Linked DNA regions of Homo sapiens: all the other regions are linked to region 2. A link is an interaction called in ENCODE POLR2A ChIA-PET data of the cell type or tissue named here. Cell type or tissue: MCF 10A. All regions are shown on one strand. Links, peaks and the distances in the headings refer to the core of each region. The heading gives the core; the rest is flanking DNA.

The links. ChIA-PET counts read pairs that join two places held together with the same protein. Peaks named below come from ENCODE experiments on the same cell type or tissue, not always from the same donor. Only the 100,000 strongest peaks of a DNase experiment are listed, where the experiment ranks them.
Region 1: POLR2A ChIA-PET joins it to region 2 with 33 read pairs; 3 of 35 experiments call an interaction of 5 or more read pairs at or near these places.
Region 3: POLR2A ChIA-PET joins it to region 2 with 14 read pairs; 6 of 35 experiments call an interaction of 5 or more read pairs at or near these places.

What each region holds. Positions count from the first base shown.
Region 1 is chr2:28,222,802-28,227,801 of GRCh38, forward strand. The region is part of intron 7 of BABAM2 (BRISC and BRCA1 A complex member 2); the gene reads left to right. Among named protein-coding and RNA genes, the nearest start is that of BABAM2-AS2, 85 kb to the right of the region's middle. In MCF 10A, for the core only: no CTCF peak of the experiment used is centred there; a DNase peak (open chromatin) is centred at 1,990.
Region 2 is chr2:28,374,729-28,383,039 of GRCh38, forward strand. LOC105374383 (a long non-coding RNA gene) reads left to right here and starts at 2,627. Exons shown (of 3, transcript XR_939876.3): 1 at 2,627-2,712; 2 at 6,461-6,708. RefSeq lists enhancers at 5,183-5,683, 5,684-6,184. In MCF 10A, for the core only: no CTCF peak of the experiment used is centred there; DNase peaks (open chromatin) are centred at 2,843, 3,423 and 3,743.
Region 3 is chr2:28,247,671-28,252,670 of GRCh38, forward strand. The region is part of intron 10 of BABAM2 (BRISC and BRCA1 A complex member 2); the gene reads left to right. Among named protein-coding and RNA genes, the nearest start is that of BABAM2-AS2, 60 kb to the right of the region's middle. RefSeq lists an enhancer at 2,130-2,630. In MCF 10A, for the core only: no CTCF peak of the experiment used is centred there; a DNase peak (open chromatin) is centred at 2,571.

The DNA of each region.
Region 1 (5,000 bases), core at 1-5,000, 150 kb before region 2:
GTCACTGGTTTAAAGAAAGCAAACACATCCATCTTCTGGAGTTATCAGGCGCCTCAGTACAGGTTCCCCTGAGTTCTAGGCAGCCTGGACCATGAGGCACCCTGGCCCTGCTTCCCCGCAGGCCCGCCCCGCACTCTGTCTGGGGAAGTGTGGGCCCTTGTTACTATTGTGGCTGTTTTGAATCATCTATTTTAGAGAATTGGCTAAAAATAGTATTTAAATTAGTGGATATTTTTTAAAAGTAAAAGATGCAGGTAAATAAATTATGTTATTTAGAAATAGATTCCTAGTTTTGCACAGATGGATATTAACAGAACTGAACTCCCACTTCCCTGTTATTAAGTAAACAGGATATTTAGTAAGATCAAATGTTTTTGAAATGATAGCAATCTACTGAATATATCTTATTTTTGTTAAAACACTAACCACACTTATAGCCTCCTCAATTCCCTCTTCCCAGTCTGCTCCAGAAAATGGTTCCTCCTGCTTTCCAGCTGGTTTGGGGAGCACACTGCAGAGGGGGACAGTGCCCCCATCCAGTGTCTGTGTCCTGCTCCCCATGCTCACCTTTGTGGACATTTCCTGGGGCAGTAGCTGGCACCAGGGCCAGGCACCCGGGCTTGGCACCTGAGCTGCATCAGCAGAATGGGGAGGAGAGAGGGTCCTTACAAGCAAGCACCTGCCTACAGCCCCTTAAACTGGCTCTGCCCTTCTTCCCTTCATTGTTCACCGCCTTGACTTGATCGTACTCTCTGCTTATTGGGCAGCTGTGGTGGGAGTGAGAGTAGAGGTCTCCAGAGGGGACAGGAAGATCAATGGGCAACTGGAATGACACCAATAACTCGGCTCTTCAAGGTAGAACTGGGGCCAGGCTGAATGTTGCCAAAATTAGAAGAGCAGCAACTTTACCTATTAACTGAGGTCTTTAACTTCTGAGGATAGAAGATTCCTTCTGTATGGTTGAAACAGCATTTCTCAGGGGTGGGGCAGTCAGGTAGTCTGTCCTTTTAGTCCATATCAGAACCAGCTATGAGCTTTTTTCCTTCTTTTCAAATAACACATTTCTCCACCCTGAGATTCCAATATGCTATGCTAGAACAAGGGTGGGAGAAAAGGTATGTCTCCTCCCACCCCTTCCTCTCTCCCCAAGAGAAATCTCTGAAGGGAGGTCACACTACTTTGGTGTTCAGGGACAGATACACTTCTACTCACTGCTTGTATATGCAACAGATGATGTTGAAGAAGAGGCTATTTCCCACATTAACCAAAGTGGCACATGACTCCATGTGAACCAAACCAAAACAACAAAAATACTTACCTTCAAACAGTTTAATTTACCCAGTTAATCACAAAAGATTAAAAAATTGCTAAATCAGAAATTCTCTACCTGTAACTGATGTTTTCATTGATGATGAATATTAGAAACATTAACTATATCACATACTCCCTGAGGACATAGAGTGGTGACTTGCAAATGTTTTGGTTTGGAATTGTGGCACCTTATTGTTGTCCCTAAATGGTTTACATATTGCACACATTTTTAATTTAAAAACAAGAAACAAAACAACCACTTTAATTTCACGCAAGCCCTTTTGTGATAACTGCAGACATGAGTGTCATAGAGCCAGACCCCTGACTTGCTGCCAGTAAAATGAATGTGTCTTTAAAATTTTTGCAAACAAATTTAGTCTTAACTCTTCTCTGGCTTACTAAATTGTGGGATGCTTCGTACTTCAGTTTGCGGTACTTGAGCTTTAGAAGCGTGCCTGAATGGTGCTCAAGACACTGCTGTGGGCCTCTGCTGACAATGCAAGCTCTCACAAAACTGAACGTTTGGCCCATTTACCATAAAGAAGCAAACAGTCCCCATCCTAAGGACAGGCCTAGCCTAAGGTTAACAGTAAGAGCAACATTTTGTTGCTTCATTTTCCTATTAAGCTCTGGGTTGCTGATTGAAGCAGAATTCCAATGTTTTGACACACCACCACATTGTTAGCACGATAGGGAGGATTTGATTATGGGAGAACAAGTCCAAAAACGGTAAATTGACAAAAAAAAAAAAAAAAAAAAAAATCTGGGGCCCTGTTTCTCAAGGCAGCTTTTGTGGTTGCATTCCTTTATTTGATGTGGTTCTTTCCTTCTCCTGTGCCAAACGGTGCAATGTGGAAAAATGATGAAGTTGCAAAAAAAGGAGAGTGGATAGGGAGTGAACTGTTTAGTAACAAGAGAAAGAAAACAGAGCTTAGGGATCAAAGACAAAAATACCTGTTTCTCCAAGTAGGAAGAAGAAAATTAACTCAGGGGTTCTTTCCTGAAGCCTGGATAAAGGCTGAGCCCTGCTCTCAGCTGGTGCTGCTTAGGCCAACCCGGGCTGATCGCAGTAGAGACAGGGCAGCCACAAGCTGTCTGTAGGTGAGAAGAGCAGCAGCTAGAGAAAGGGCAAGGCTGAGTGCTATGGGTTCCCAAAGACAGTCGGGCTAACAAGGGTGGGCGCCAGGGAGGAAGGATGGAGAGCAAAGGCTGCCTTCAGCATCAGACTGAACACGGTTAACACCAGCCAGCCCTGCAGGCATCAGAATCCAGAGGAGGAAGCATCAGAATCGAAAGGAGGAAGAGGCTTCCATGCAGGAACAGGATTTTATTTATTTACAATTTGAAGGCTGGATAGCTTCTCTATTGTGTGGTTTATGACATTTTCTGAGTGTTAAAATTATCTCTTTTTGCACTGTGAAAAGAGCATATATGATTCATGTTAATATTTCTGAGGATCAGTCACCAACTAACAGCTAGTATTTTGGGTGGGAGGAAGGCTTTTGTAGGCAGCTTTTTCACCTAACATAGAAGTTAAAAAGCACCAGAATATGCCTCAAGCTTCGTTCAAAATCATATAAATAGCTCCCTCTTGCACAGTTACAATCTAGTATGGTTGTGAGAACTCCCACAGTCCACGAGTTGCCTAATGCTCACCTCACCCTTGCCTGAAAAAAGCTAATTCCTGTGGTTTACCTGCTGATGGAATATAGCTTCTAAGAAGTTTGACCAAAGGGCCTCTTTTCATTTTTGCTAATAACCTATTCTAGGGGGGTGGGGTTTGCCTATATTTCTTCCTGGATACTTTTCGTACTTTCAGCATCTGTAGAACTGTCAAATATTTCTATAATCCTAGATCAAGAGTCAGCAAACTAAAACCTCCTGGCCAAATCCAGCCCACAGCTAAGAATGACTTTTACATTTTTTAAATGGTTAGAAAAATATTTAAATAATAATGTTTCATGACTCGTAAAAATTACATGAAACTTGAATTTTAGTATCCATAAACAAAATGTTGTTGGAACACAGCCGTGCTCATTCATTTACATATTATCTGCGGCTGCCTTTGCACTTCAGCAGGAGAGCTAAGTAGCTGCAATACAGGCATTATGGATGCAAAGATGACAATATTTACTACCTGGCCTTTTACTGAAAAAGTTTGCCAATCCCTTTCCAAGACCGTTAAACTCTTCTTTTCCATAATGACTATTTCCATAAAGATATATACATTTATTGGCTTTTAATGTTCATTTAGAAATTTGACTTCCATCTCTTTTTTATATTCATTGGACTTTAATACTACAAATATTTTTTAAGTGTCTAATATGCTTGGCATTATTCTTGCTAAGAATAATGAGGTTATAAAAGTGAACAAAACAGAGGCAGATCCTCATTCTGGAGGAGATTATATTCTAGTGAGGAGTCATGGGGGGAGATGATGAGTGAATACGTGTAGAATGTCTTATGCCACGGAGAAAACGACAACACAGAAGACCAAGTACCAGAGATGGAAGGGGCTTATCTTAAATAGATGGTTCAGGAAGCCTCACTCAGAAGCTGACATTTGAGTAAGACCTGAAGCAGGTGAAGAAGCCCGCCCCGCAAATGGCTGGGAAGAGTTCCAGGCAGAGAGAACAGCAGGAGAACTGGGCCAGTGCCCTGAGGTGAAATTGCCCCAGCTTATCCAGGGAGGTTTTAGCCCCAGTGAGAAGTTCAGTAGGTTCTGAGCCCTGCTCTCAGTGGGCGCCTCTTAGGCCAACCAGGCCAATTGACTATGGGGTGTGAGAGAAAGGAGTCAGCAATGACAGAGGTTTTTGGTCTGGGAACCAAGAGATAGAAGCTGCCATTTTCTGAGATGAGGTGGATATGGGAGTAGGTTTTGGGGGCAGGGTTGCTTGTGAGCAGGTTGAGTTACAAGTTCTGAGTTCAAGAAAGGCCTGAGCCAGACAGATAACATTTAGAATTTGTTAGTTTAAAGGAGAAATTTCAGCAGTGAACCTGGCTGAGATTCAATCTCAAAGCCCAGATTTTTTTTTTTAATCTCCAGAACATCTCTCACTTTACAACTAAACAGAACTTTTTATTTTTTTAACCTCACGTTTTCTTTCCTTTGCAGTTCACCATTGGCATCGCATCAGGATCTATCCCTGTTCTTGCTTCCTCTCTAGGTAGATACCCCTCACCAGTAGGCACCCTGGGCAGCCTGAAATATGAAATATGCCTTTCTCAATGGGCAAAAAGCTGCTCGGTGTGGTGCAGGACGCATGGTCTGCTGTCCACATTGAGAACCTGGCCTCGGATCCATTGCCCTGCCTTGTTAAGTAGTGTCTGTGTCCTCGTTACTTCCAGCCTCAGTTTTGATTTGACTGCTTCCTTGCCTTGCCTTCTGTTTACCTGAATATAACCACACTCATTTTACCCATGTGTACATCTGGCAGAAACCACCTTTTTTCTGGTAGTTTCAATAAATGTCTTATCTCCCATACTAGGCCTTAAGAGCAGACCTGTGTTTTCCTTACCTTCCTGTTGTCCACAGTGCCTTTCAAGTAGTCAGTGATCCCATGCCACGGGGATGGGAGGCACATTTGCATTGACCACACCCCTTCCCATTCCAGCCCTGGCCGTGCATCATTGCATGAGGTCTAGAGCAGTATTTTTTCAAACTGTGGTGTGAGGACCACCTGCATCCA
Region 2 (8,311 bases), core at 1,459-6,458:
TGCCCGGTGCACACTTCCTGGTGCAGCACGAGGCGGAGGGAAGAATCAGGAAAGCAGGTCATGAGGTGCCTGCTCTGAGCCTCTCACTGGCCCCTTGTGGACTCTGACTGGTCCAAAGGAAGGTGCCCTAAGTGGACCCTGGGGGTCGGGGGCACCCAAGCCTGGGCAGCATCAAATTCTAGGTATACTAGGTGAGCACCTACCCTTCTGCCCTGTTTTGATTTCTTTCTGTGCCTTAGTTTTCCCATATATGAAATGGAACTAATCACCCTCAAAACACCCCTGCAAGGTACTAATTACTGTCTTTGAAAGGCTTTGAGATCCTTGCGTGGAAAATAACAGTACTAATAATGGATAATAACACTCTCCTTCTCCAGGGCCTTTCATCCACGGATCTCAAAGCCCTTCACAAACCTTAATTATTCTCACAACACCCCAGCGCAGGAGGCTGATGGTCATTAGCCCTATTTTACTGGTGGGGAAACTGAGAGAAGCCAGGAGACTGGCTTGAGGCCACACAGTAAGTTAGAAATCCTATGAAGGTTGGAACTCACAGCCCCCTGCCACTTGGGAAGAACTCAGACAATGGGGGCTTCCACCCAGCCCGGCAGGGGGCAGGAGCCCAGCAGGGCAGCAGTAGAGCCTCCCAGCCCACCAGGGCCCTTGGAGTGGCTGCAGAGGGGAGACTTGGGAAAACAGGAGGAGGCCCATAAGCATGGGCTTTGCTGGCCTGGCCTGGCGATTTGGGAAGAGAAGTAGCATTTATAGGGTTGTTCCTGAATGTCTTCAGGAAGTAAGTGGGCCTCCTCCAAAAAAGATAGACTACGGACTCATTTGTCCACTGAGCCCTTGATGGGGTTGGCAGCCTGGCATCCCCACCCCCAGGCCTCTATGGCTAGTAGGGCTAATGACCTTCAACCTCCAACATACACCAGATCCCATAAAAGGAACTTTTGTGTTGTGGCCTCCTCCTACCTGTGAGGAAGGGCATAGTGTTCCCATGAGGCAACTTGCTGTTGCCTTCATTGGCCCTAATACAACTGCAGGCCATCTAGGTACTGTTAGCACTAGGTCCTATTAACCATCATTTTAGAGATGGGGAAACTGAGGTACACAGAGGAACACTGACTTGCTCAAGGGTGTGGCTGTGACAAGTCACTGTTCTTCAATGACCTCTCCCCGCCCCCTCCCAACCCCAAGCGAGCAGGTGAGGCTGAATGAGATCATGTCCAGAAGGCCTTTGAAGTGTGTGGAGACTGCAGCTCTGGGGCCTCCCAGCGGAAGATGGAAAGCCTGGGGTCCTGGGCTCAGTGTCATCCCACAGAAGAATGGAGACAGCAGGGTCACCTGGACTGACCGGGGATCACCTGGGGACATGTCCTGCCTCTGAGCTTCTCTGGGGGAGGACCATGCTTCCTGGGACAGAGGGGTGAGCCCATCTCTGTTTGGGGCAGAGAGGCTCTGAGACCAGAGCCGTGTGATGGGACAGCTACTCCCCTTCTGCCAGGCCCAGTGCTCCAAGGGGTTAACCTAGGAGACCTCTGAGGTCCCTGCCAGCTCTGACAGTCCCAAGTCCCTTAACTTAGAGCCACACTCTTCAGAACACTGTCTGTTTTTCATGATTGCCCCTGCATAAGCTTAAAGAATGTTAGAAAGCAGATTCATCCCAGAGACAGTGGCAGGACCTTGAAGATCCAGCAGGGTGTCGGGAGCCCCGGCTCGGGCTCCTGGCCATCTCACAGACATACTGTGTGATCTGCACAAGGGCCTTCCTGCTCCTTGCCTCAGTTTCCCTGTTGGTAAAAACAGCAATGGAGAATACCCATGAAGTAATCCTGAGGGGGCTTGTGAAGCCCAAGGAAAGATATGCAGGGGGTGGCAAGATGAGCTTTTCTTGGCCAGGGAGAGAGCATGCAGGGAACACAGCACTTACAGAATGAAATGGGGGCGGTGCACGTAGCATTTTCTTTTGGGGACAATGCTAAAAGCTCTATTACAGTTTTCCTCACAGCCTGCCCAGCCTTGATAGAAGTAATATCTCATGTCTGTGTAGCCTTTTACCTAAGTGAGCAACAGGCTTTCTCTCCTACGTTATGTCTTTCCATTCCCCTGGACACCTCAGGGAACAGGTATAGTACCCTCAATTTACGGACGGGGAGACTGAGGCTCAGAAAGATGCAGTAATCTGCTGGAGGACACACAGGTAGTAAGGGGCAAACCCAGGCCTCGAAGCCAGCAGGCCCTTTGAGACATGCTTCTCTAGAAAGTTTCACCCCATGGAGTCCTTCCTGGGACCAGTACAAGGCAGGTCCGTCCTAGTGGTTGGGAGTGTGGTCACCACGTGCCTGCGTTGAGGGTCTGGATCACAGAGCCCACTTTCTGGATCCTTTTCCTCCTCTCGAGGGCCCCAGGAGGGTGGGCAAGGTCTCTTGGAATGGGGGGGCCTGGCCCCACGTGCGAGGTGAGGGCAGAGTGGGCGAGGTCCCTTGGGGTGGGAGGCCTGGCCCTCCTGACGGTGAGGGCAGGGTGCGGCCAGCAGTAGTTGGGAGGTGCGGGAGGCTCCTGCTCGCTGGCTGGGCAGGGTGGGGCAGGGCGGGGCAGGCACTGGGAACAGGGTGACCTGGACACCGCGACCTGCGATCATTGAACGAGGCACGCAGCGGTGGTGGTGGAGATAGGGAGACCCTCTGTGCCGGGGGGACCCTCACCAAGGTGGGCACCCTCTGAGCCTCCCGCCCCGCTAGCTTCCCCTTGGCCACCTCTAGGCAGCTTCCAGCAAGGATGTTCCTTCTCCCTCCCAACAGGCCCTCACCTGGAGCCTGCTCGGACCTGCCCTCTCCACAAAGCATGGTAGCAACTCCCTGGGGCAGAAAGTGTCTCTTCTGAAAGCAAGACAAGAGTTTAATGAAGCCCTAAACGCGCACAGTTGAGCCTGAAATTAGGGTGGTGAAGGGAGGGGAAGAAGGCAGTTGAGGACATGGGGGCTTCAGCCCAGCCCTGCCCCAGCTGAGCAAAGCAACCTGCAAGCAAACATTTGCAGAGCCCGAGGGCTTGGTTACAAAACATTTCTGACCTAGAAAGGGGAGAATGCCACGTTCCCTTCCCCCCAGACTCAGGTTTGGGGAGTGGTGTTGGGGTTTGGGGTTAATTTGGAAAGGGGGAACCAACAGGTAAAGAGAGGCCACCTCTGAAGGTGGATGCCTGGGTCTCTGAGGGTGTGGGGGGAAGCATGGGTCTGCCCGGACTGAAGCTGGGCAGGTGGGAACCCTCCCCACCCTGAGAGGGAGGGAAGGAGGGAGGACACTGAGGGCTGCTGGGCTCTAGGTAAGCCAGTCAGACTGCACACACAGGTGTGCCAGGGCTGGGACTCCTGCCCAGGACACCCAGCACCGCTCTACCAGGTGGGCAAAGCTCATTCTGCTCCCCAAAGAGGAAGGGAGTGGCCAGCCCTGAAGGGAGTGGCCAGCCCTGATTGACACAACCAGCTGGGCTCCTGGCTTTAGGGACAAAGCAACTGAGACTTGCTTTTACCAATGGTTGCAGGCATCTGGACAACTGGCAGTGTTGAAGGGAGCACTGGCCTCAGCCCCTCTCTATCCTGTCCCCAGGTCTCCCCAAAATGCTGCTGAGACATTCAAACCGCAGCCTCCTCCTTTACCTGGTAATTGATCCTCTTTTGCCCTGCAACTTGGGTTTGGTCTTAATTTGCCAGGCACTAAAGGCAAGAAGAGACGGGCAGGAGGGCGTGTTATCGCTTGTCTCCGGGCACAGAGGCTGTTGCAACAGAGCTCCTGAGTGCGTGTAAGAGTGCACGCGTGTAGCAGAGGAAGGGAACAGGCTGCACATGGGGTGGAGGATGGGTGCCAGCTTTCCTCCCTTGTGTGTGCCTATGGCAGGGGGAGGGTCACTGGGCTGATTTCTGTCCCTGAGGCAGGAGACCCCAGGACACAAAACAGACCCAGCAAGGCCTCTGTAGCTGCAGCCGGTGCCTGAGCTGCTCAGCCTCCCTGTGCTGACTGACACTGACTGAAGCTGGTCTCATAGCCCAACTCGTAGCTTCTCAGCCAGTCTTGACTGGCACCTGCCTGGCAGCCCATTGACCACTTAGTGGAGATGGTATGACACCCTGGGGGCTAGAAGCTGGTTGTAGGTTCTTTGACTTTAAGGGACTATCTTCTAAAGAGGCCAAAGTAGGCACCTTTGCTGGTGGCTCTGGCAGAGCTGCGGAAGCAGCAGCTCAAGTTCTGCCTTGAAGCTGAGTCCATTTGCTTTCCCCCTTCCCGGGACAGACGCGGAATCCTACCACAGTTATCCCATCACCGAATCAAAGGTATCATGGGGGGTGACGACCAGTGGGCAGGGGGTCAGAAGAGGCCCTGGGATCACTCAGTGCAGACTCCTTCGCCGCCTTCCTCCTCAGCACCCCTACCTCTCTTGGTTTCCTGTGGCTGCTATAACAGAGGACCACAAACTTGGTGGTTTAAAATAACAGACTCTTCCTCTTTCACAGTTCTGGAGGCCAGAAGTCGGAAATCAAGGTGTCGGCAGGGCCTCGCTCCCTCTGGAGGCCCTAGGGAGATCCATTCCTCATCACTTCCAGCTTCTGGAGCTGTCAGCATTCTTTAGCTTGTCCCTGCATCTGTCTCTGCTCTGTCTTTGTGAGGCCTTCTCTGTGTGCGTCATCTCCCTCTACCCCACTCTTATAAGGATACTTCCTGTTGAATTGTGGGTCTGCCCAGATAATCCAAGAATCCAAGATGATCTCCTCCTCTCAAGATTCTTAACCTCCTTACATCTGCAAAGACCCTTTTTCCAAATAAGCTCACATTCACACGTTCCCGGGATCTGGACACAGACCTATCTTTTTGGGAGACCACCATTCAACCTGCTATACCATTCAGTGGTTGGTAGGTTGTGGCTTAGACCCCTCTAGTGATGGGCGGCTCACTACTGCATGAGTTGGCTCCATCTATGTCCAAACAGGTCTAATTATTTTAAAGTTCTTACTTGGGTGGAGCTGAAATTTTGCTCAACAGGAACTTTTACCCACTGGCCTTAGTTCTGGTCTTCAGAGTACATACATCTAAATAAATAAACCCTCCAATCCCACCACCTCTGCCCCTGATTACAAGGCAAAAACAAAATGAGAAAAAGGATGAATGGGCTTAGTTTTGATACCAGGGAAAATGCAGAGACTCCGGTCTCCCTGGTGGCCCTGTCCCTAGGACTTTGTGCCTGTTTCCTCGCCGTAACACCAGAGAGTGGCCGAATCACCGTTTCATGGGATGCTTTTGAGAAATGCATCCTGGAGAGTCCCAATTTGCACTGGTACATTAAAGGCTCTGAGAAGTCCTAAGTAAAGAAATCCACTTAACCCCAATATTTTCCAAACTTATTTGAAAATACAGTGCTTTTATCCACTACCATCTTCTATCACCTTGCAAAACTTCCTCACTCTTTGGGGAAATGCTTTCAGTGATGCCTCGGGGTCTTTTCCAGCTTTCACAATCTGTTTAGGTCAAACCTAATCGTTCATGTGCTCAGATGCCCATCCCTAGCGCTGTTGTTAAGCATTTTGCTGGAGGTAACAAATAATCTGGAAAATTAGAGGCCCCTGCCCCAAGCCACAGACAGCCAGGGTGAGGCTGTGGGCGATGGCCTCCGCCTAGGGGCCCTGGGCCTCTCTAGCTCCTACCTGGCACTACAGGAAGCGGAGGGCCCCTGTGGGAGGAAGCCAGGGAAGTAAGGAGTATTTCTGTTGCTCTGTCCCCTGGAGATCCAGACCTTGTCTCAACTTCAGACTCAGCACTGCTCAGCCATCCTCGTTAGGTAATGCTGTCTCTGAATCAGGTCTTCTGGAAGCTTTATTTGAAGGTCTCAATTAACTTCTACCTTGGCTGTGGGGGGCGGAAACACACACACACACACACACACACACACACACACACACACACACACAATCTCAAAGGAGTTGAAGCTTATGAAGTGGGAGCAAGAAGAATACCTGGACCTCCCAAATGAAAGGTGCTTCTAGTGGGGAGAAAGAAGGATCTGAATGATTTGTCCTAATGGAAGAATGAGAGAGACTGCAGATCACTCACTGATGGAATCGGTGGGGCTGCGAGCTCTGAGAGAGACGGAAACGTTGACAGGAAAGCTGAACTAGGAGAATGGAGTGTCTTGAAAAGGCTACCACGTTTCTCCCCTTGCCCAGCGTGAGATGACATGTGGGCTATTACCCTCTCCTATCATTTTCTGTCTTTAAGACTCCTAGAAGAGGACACTCAGCCTCAGAGGATCAACCTTTATGGAGTGTCTGTTACCCAACAGTTTCATCTGCAGAAACAAGGTTCGCTGTGCCCTGAGATACAGCTGTTTACTGAGTGCCCTGTACCAGATACCATGCTAGCTGCTGACACATATATATTATTTAATCCTTTTAACCTCTAAAATCTTACAGGTGAAGACACCGAGGCTCAGGGAGGAAGCAAAGCGCGGAGCAGGGCCAGATCTGTCTGGCTCCTGACCCCACACCACAGCTTTCGACATTGTTTAGTAACAGCCTCTGCATCCTGAGGGTGCTCTCGCTAGGTGTGACTTGAATCTCTCCTCCCCTCGCCTGCGTTGGATCTGATGGAAGGACTGTGTAAGTAGGTCGGATCTGCTTCTAACCCAGCCTTGAGAGACATCACCTGTCTTCTTGTGCAGGTAAGTCGCCTTCTAGCTACTGGGGTGGGGAATGTTTGCTTTCTGTTAATGAAAAGAAAGAGGTGATAATAAATAAATGCCCAACCCAGTGCAGTAATCAGTGTCCCTAACAATAAGGCCCTGTGTTTGGTCTTGGCTGCGGGTTCTATTCATTGGCTAACGTCACTACTCAGGAGCCCCTGGGCATGTCAACAGGGTAGGGCCCCAGGCACACTTACAGGTGAGCGGACTGAGCCTTTCTGCTGTAAGCTCCCAGAATTCCTCCTGGGAAGTGAAGTTCCTGCAGACCTGCTTCCAGGTGCCCCAGGCCAGAGTGAGGGAGGTGCCTTGGGCTCCCAGGTGCATGGGGCAGTGGAAATGGCACCCTGCGCCTGGCATCAGGAAATGGGGGGTCTTGGCCCAGCTCTGCCTCTGGTGCCCTGGGTGATGTGAGGCAAGGCTGTTTCCCTCTCTGAACCACAGTTCCCACATTTGTATAATGGTGGGGGGTTGCACCAAATACACTCTCAGGTTCCTTCTAGTTCTGACACTACAGGATCCTGTAGACGCAGCTTCTCCCACATCTGCTTTATTCCAGATGCCACAGCACAGGGGCCCCCAGCTGGTAGGTGGAAGACCTCAGAGCTTCAGCAGCCCAAACTCTTTTTTCTGTGAGCTGCTGGACACGCTTTCCTGCCTCAGCTTCCCCAGACCCTTCCTTTCTTCCCCACTTGCATGTGTATGAAATTTCCCACTTTGTGAGACATTTTCAGAAACATTATCCCACTGGAGCCTCACCACAACCCTGTGAGATGGGCAGAGAAAGGAATGTAACACTGTGGGCATCACCCATGTGCCATGCCCCTTCCGGGCTGTTTCAGTGAATCTTCCTATAGCTAGAGAAATCCTTTTGGGAATAAGGCAGAGTATAAATAAACAGACGGTGGGTGGATAGTTAGATAAATACATACATGTGTAATTCTCACCGTGGCCTGGAAATCTTGGTGTTGTTATCATCACCACATCACAAGGAAGGAAAGTGAGGCGCAGAGGGGTTCAGTACCTACCCAGGGTCCCCTGGCTATCAGGTAGCAAAACCAAGATTTGAACCCAGGCCTCTGTGGCCTAAGCTCATGGCCCTTTCTGCTGTGTGCTAAGGACACAATCAACATTCTTTGCTCCAGATGAACTGGGTATATAGAGATGAAGTGACTTTGTCAAGGTTACCGAAGCTCCAACTGGCAGAGCCAGGAATCAAACCCCCATTTTTTGCCTACAAACGTAAGGCTCTTTCTGGAAACATCACAGTTGCCTCAAAAGAAAAACCAGTGGAGTCCCTTCCACCTTCCCTCCCTTTCTTCATTCCTCCCTTGCTTCTGTCTTTCCAGGAACATTCCCTCTCCTCTCACGTGTCCTGAGCAGGATATCGCATGATCTGCTCCTTGGCGCAGATAACAGAGCCACCACTCCCCAGGCTCTGTGTGTCTTTAGGGGCGTGGGGAGTGTGGGCCCCAGGCAGCAGCGCACGTGCTCAGTGACCCACAGCAGCTGATCCATGGGGTGTGGGGTGGGTGTGCTGACACCCAGGGGGACACTCATGGGGATTCTGGCAGCACCTGGTTGC
Region 3 (5,000 bases), core at 1-5,000, 130 kb before region 2:
GGACATGAAATAGCATCTCTGTTCTCCCCTTCCTCCCTATTCTCCTCGGGCCCAGGATAATTGCTATTGATAGGATAGCTCCTGGCAATAATTATGTGCATTTTGGATGCTAGAGGAAAGAGGCACTCTTCTTGAGACAGACAGCTCTGACCTCAGACTTTGCCAGACTTTGAAAAAGCAGATTGCCTTAAGGAAAAGCATTGCACAGATTCTGGGATCTCTCAGGAGGTACTGCAACATCCTGGCATTCTGGCAGTTCCAGGAGTGGGGACTGTGGCCATGATTGTGGCCATGGAGCATTTCCATCCACTTATTCCTTCCTTACATCATTCATTTTCAGCATGTCTCAAATCTTGGAACTGTAGCAGGATCAGAAACTTGCTCCCATCCAGAAACTATTTTTAGGAAACTTTCCTGGCCATCATCTAAGAATTATTCATAGCAGTTGTATAGGCAATTCCATATTTGCCAAATTATGCTTACCTCTGGAGGTAGATGTTACCTTTAAGCTAGTAGCTTTTGTTTATTTTCTTTTTCTTTTTTTTTTTTTTTTTTTGAGACGGAGTTTTGCTCTTGTTGCCCAGGTTGGAGTGGAATGACGGGATCTCGGCTCACTGCAACCTCTGCCTCCCAGGTTCAAGCAATTCTCCTGCCTCAGCCTCTCGAGTAGCTGGGATTACAGGCATGCGCCACCATGCCTGGCTAATTTTGTAATTTTAGTAGAAACGGAGTTTCTCCGTGTTGGTCAGGCTGGTCTCAAACTCCCGACCTCAGGTGATCCACCTGCCTCAGCTTCCCAAAGTGCTGGGATTACAGGCGTGAGCCACCGCGCCTGGTCCACTAGTAGCTTTTCAGAATGCAGCGTGGCAAGAGAACCAGATAGCAAGGCGAAGTAACAGAACAAAAAAAATCCTCTGGGGAAAAGCTACATGCTTTTTTTGTGGGTCCCAGTCAACTGCACTGTAAGTAGACACACAAGGAGGCAGCTGTCTACAGGAGCAGAGTTGCTGCTTAGAAGGGGAGACAATTGAGTATTGAGATTTGTGACTGTATGACAAGCTGTCTTTTTCCATTACCTATAAATCTTTGGTAAATGACCCTTTGAGTCATTCAGCCTGGACTGTAGGCCTTTTCTCCCTGGTAAAATTCCTGTTAGACCAAATCTGACCACTTTTTTCTCTTGTTTTCCTCTACCTCCAACTTAACTGAGTTCTGAGTTTACTAAGAACCTACTGCATGCTCAGTACTATGCGAGGTATTAGGGGATATAAGTATATAACTCAGAGTTGACCTTAAGATACTTACAGTAACATAGCACAGAAATTAGAAAACTACAGCCTGTGGGCCAAATCCCGTGTCAGCCTGTTTTTATAGGGCCCTTGAGCTAAGTATAGCTTTTTGTTTGTTTGTTTGCTTGTTTTTTTTTTTTTTTTTGGAAACAGCGTCTCACTCTGTTGCCCAGGCTGGAATGCGGTAGTGTGATCTTGGCTCACTGCAGCCTCCGCCACCTTGAGTTCAAGCGTTTCTTCTGCCTCAGCCTCCCGAGTAGCTGGGACTACAGGCATGTGCCACCATGCCCGGCTAATTTTTGTATTTTTAGTAGAGACCGGGTTTCACCACGTTACCCAGGCTGATCTTGAACTCCTGGCCTCAAGCAATCTACCCGCCTAGGCCTCCCAAAGTGCTGGGATTATAGGTGTGAGCCACTGCACCCTGCCCTAAGGGTAGCTTTTATATTTTAAAAGGATTCTTAGAAAACAGAAAGAAGCAGAAGAATATGCAGCAGAGACAGTATATGGTTTGCAAGACCTAAAATATTTGACCCTTCACAGAAGTTTGCCAACTTCTTGTCTAGTTGATGAGAAAAAAGATTAGGTCAAGGTGAAGTACAATGGTATGCATTTTTAAAACAAATATTTTATGACTTGTCTACTTTATGCAAGACACAGTTATATGAGAGAGGCTCATATGTTATATGTCTTGGTCTGGGGGAGGTCTTCTTTCTCTCTCTCCAGACTGGAGTGCAGTGGTGCAATCATGGCTCACTGTAGCCTCAACTTCCTGGGCTCAGGTGATCCTCCCACCTTAGCCTCCCAAGTAGCTGGAACTATACATAAGCGCCATGACGCCCAGCTAATTTTATGTAGGGACGAGGTTTTGCTGTTTCCCAGGCTGGTCTCAAAACACCTCGGGCTCAAGGGATCCACCTGCCTCAGCCTCCCAAAGTGTTGGGATTACAGGCATGAGCCACCACACCCAGCTTCTTGTCTTTCTTAATGAAGTCTAATGAGAAAAACAGACAATAAAGACATAAACTTAACAAATATATACATTCAAAAGGTGACAAATAGCGTGATGGAACAAAGTAAAAGGCTATGAATAGAGAATAAGAAGGAGATGCTGTGAGGAAGATGAGGAAGATGCTGTGAGGAGATGCTGTGAGGTCTTCCCTATGCTTCTATAGGGAAGACCTCCTATAGAGGGTGACATTTCCGCTGAGACCTTAGCAGTGATTCAGACAGCCAAGGAAGGCAATTCCAGGGAAGGCAGTCCCTGTGCAAAAGCCCTGAGCCCTGAGGCAGCAAAGAGCTCTGCTGAAGCAGGCGTGGCTGGAGCACAGTGAGTAAGGGGAAGGGCATTTGTTGAACTTTTTTTTTTTTTTTTTTTTTAGCTATCTAATATTGAATTACTTTCTTAGCGGTTTATTCTAGAGATTACAATATGCATCTTTAACATAATTGCCTTAAGATTAATAATACCTTCATTCTGGTAAAATATAGCAACATTGCTCCTTGTCCTCCCGCTTATTTGTTCTATTAATTGTCATATATATTACATGTATATATGTTATAATATAAACACAACAATATAGCTTTTTCTGTCATTACTATAAACAATCATATATATTTTTTTCTTTTTTTTTTGTTTGTTTGTTTGTTTTGTTTTTGAGACGGGGTCTCGCTCTGTCGCCCAGGCTGGAGTGCAGTGGCACGATCTCAGCTCACAGCAACCTCCGCCTCCCAGGTTCAAGCAATTCTCCTGCCTCAGCCTCCTGAGTAGCTAGGATTACAGGCATGTGCCACCACTCCCGGCTAATTTTTTGTGTTTTTAGTAGAGACAGGGTTTTGCCGTGTTAGCCAGGATGGTCTTGATCTCCTGACCTCGTGATCTACCCGCCATGGCTTCCCAAAGTGCTAGGATTACAGGCGTGAGCCACCACGCCCAGCCACAGTCTTATGTTTTTAAAAGAGAAAAAAAGTTATCTTTGGATTTTGCCCTGCACATTATTTCCAGTGTATCTTTGCAAGACTTTGATTGCTGTGTTCCTCCATTTCAGAGCTGTAGGATTGGGGCTGGGGTGGCAGTGTTTATTCAGTCTAATGAATGATAAGGTTCTTACTCTGATGTTTTTCTTTATTTTAAATGACTAATGTTCACACAGATGTCTTAGTATTATTCTTTCTGTATTTGTCTTTAACTATCTGTTTGTTCATTTGTTCATTCATTGGTTTTCAGTTGACATTAAGTAAAAGGAAAGCAATTATTTTGTTTTTCAGAGAACACAGTTTCTGGTAAGACTTTTTTTTTTTAAGCCAGAGGAAATCAACAACTTCAGACTAATTCTGGTAGTCATTTAAATAATTCTTTCCTTATAGGCCTGTAATCAAGGCCAATAAATTAGAAATCAGGACAGCTTTTGAAATTTTAAGTAAAAATCAGAAGCTTCTGTTTATTGCTACAAATGCTTCTGCCGAGCTCTGATTTTGTCAGGCTCTCCAATTCCTGGTATAACCAAGGAAATTATTTGCATTGATGTCGCACTGTCACCTCACCACTAAAACACAAAGCTGTCGTAGTAGCAGCCACTCAGTTCCTGAGCTAAGCGAGGTAGACTTTCATCTGCCCGCTATAGAAACAGTGTTTCGTCGTAGAATATTTAGCACTCAACAAACAAGATGGCTACTACATAAATCGGTAAAACCAAAACTGTGATGTTGCTCAAAACCTGCTTACTTTTTTGGATACAGTTCACATCTTTATATAAAGGAATATACTTGAAAAGCAAATCGGAATCAGTAAAATAATTAAAATTAAGAACCACAATGCTATGTGTTAGAATTTGTTTCAAGCCAAATCTATAGAAAGTGTAATATTATTTTAGAATTACCATGTTTACCTCATATCAGACATAAAGATTCTTAGTTTAATTTTATCATTTCTAGTATTAATAACTATCAGGCTAGGTGCAGTGGCTCATGCCCGTAATCCCAGCACTTGGGGAGGCCAAGGTGGGTAGATCACCTGAGGTCAGGAGTTCGAGATCAGCCGAAACATGGTGAAACCCTGTCTCTACTAAAAATACAAAAATTAGCCAAGTGTGGTGGCACCTGTAATCTCAGCTTCTTGGGAGAGGCTGAGATAGGAGAATCGCTTGAACCTGGGAGGTGGAGGTTGCAGTGAGCCGAGAACGTGCCGTTGCACTCCACCCTGGGCAAGAGGAGTGAAACTCCATCTCAAAAAAAAAAAAAGCAAAAAAACTATCAAAGCAACAGGAATGAAAATTAATTATCAACAAAATATCAAACCAGTCAGTTCTCTAATATTGTTCCGAATGATAAAAGAATATGGAAAAAGATAAAAGAAAATTTACTAAATGCCTTTTTGCTTTAATTATGGGAACTACTGAGTCCTTTAGATACTTTTACATTTTGGTTAATTTTTATACTGAGACTTCCTTGAAAGTGGTTAGCTCTACTAGGCAAAGTGGTTTTCATCTTTTGATTATACACACAAGCACACCCTTCGCCCGGTTTACAGTTCAGAGAGCTCCAGTCCTTCAGCAACCACTGTCACTATTTTGACTCAAATTGAAACTTCTGTTTCATCTTTAGAGTTTACTTCCAGAAAGCCTGTTTTGTAATTTCTGACACTAGTTTGAGAACTTACTGGATTAATCTTCACTGGGAATATTGTCTTCATTATAATACCTTAGAATTACA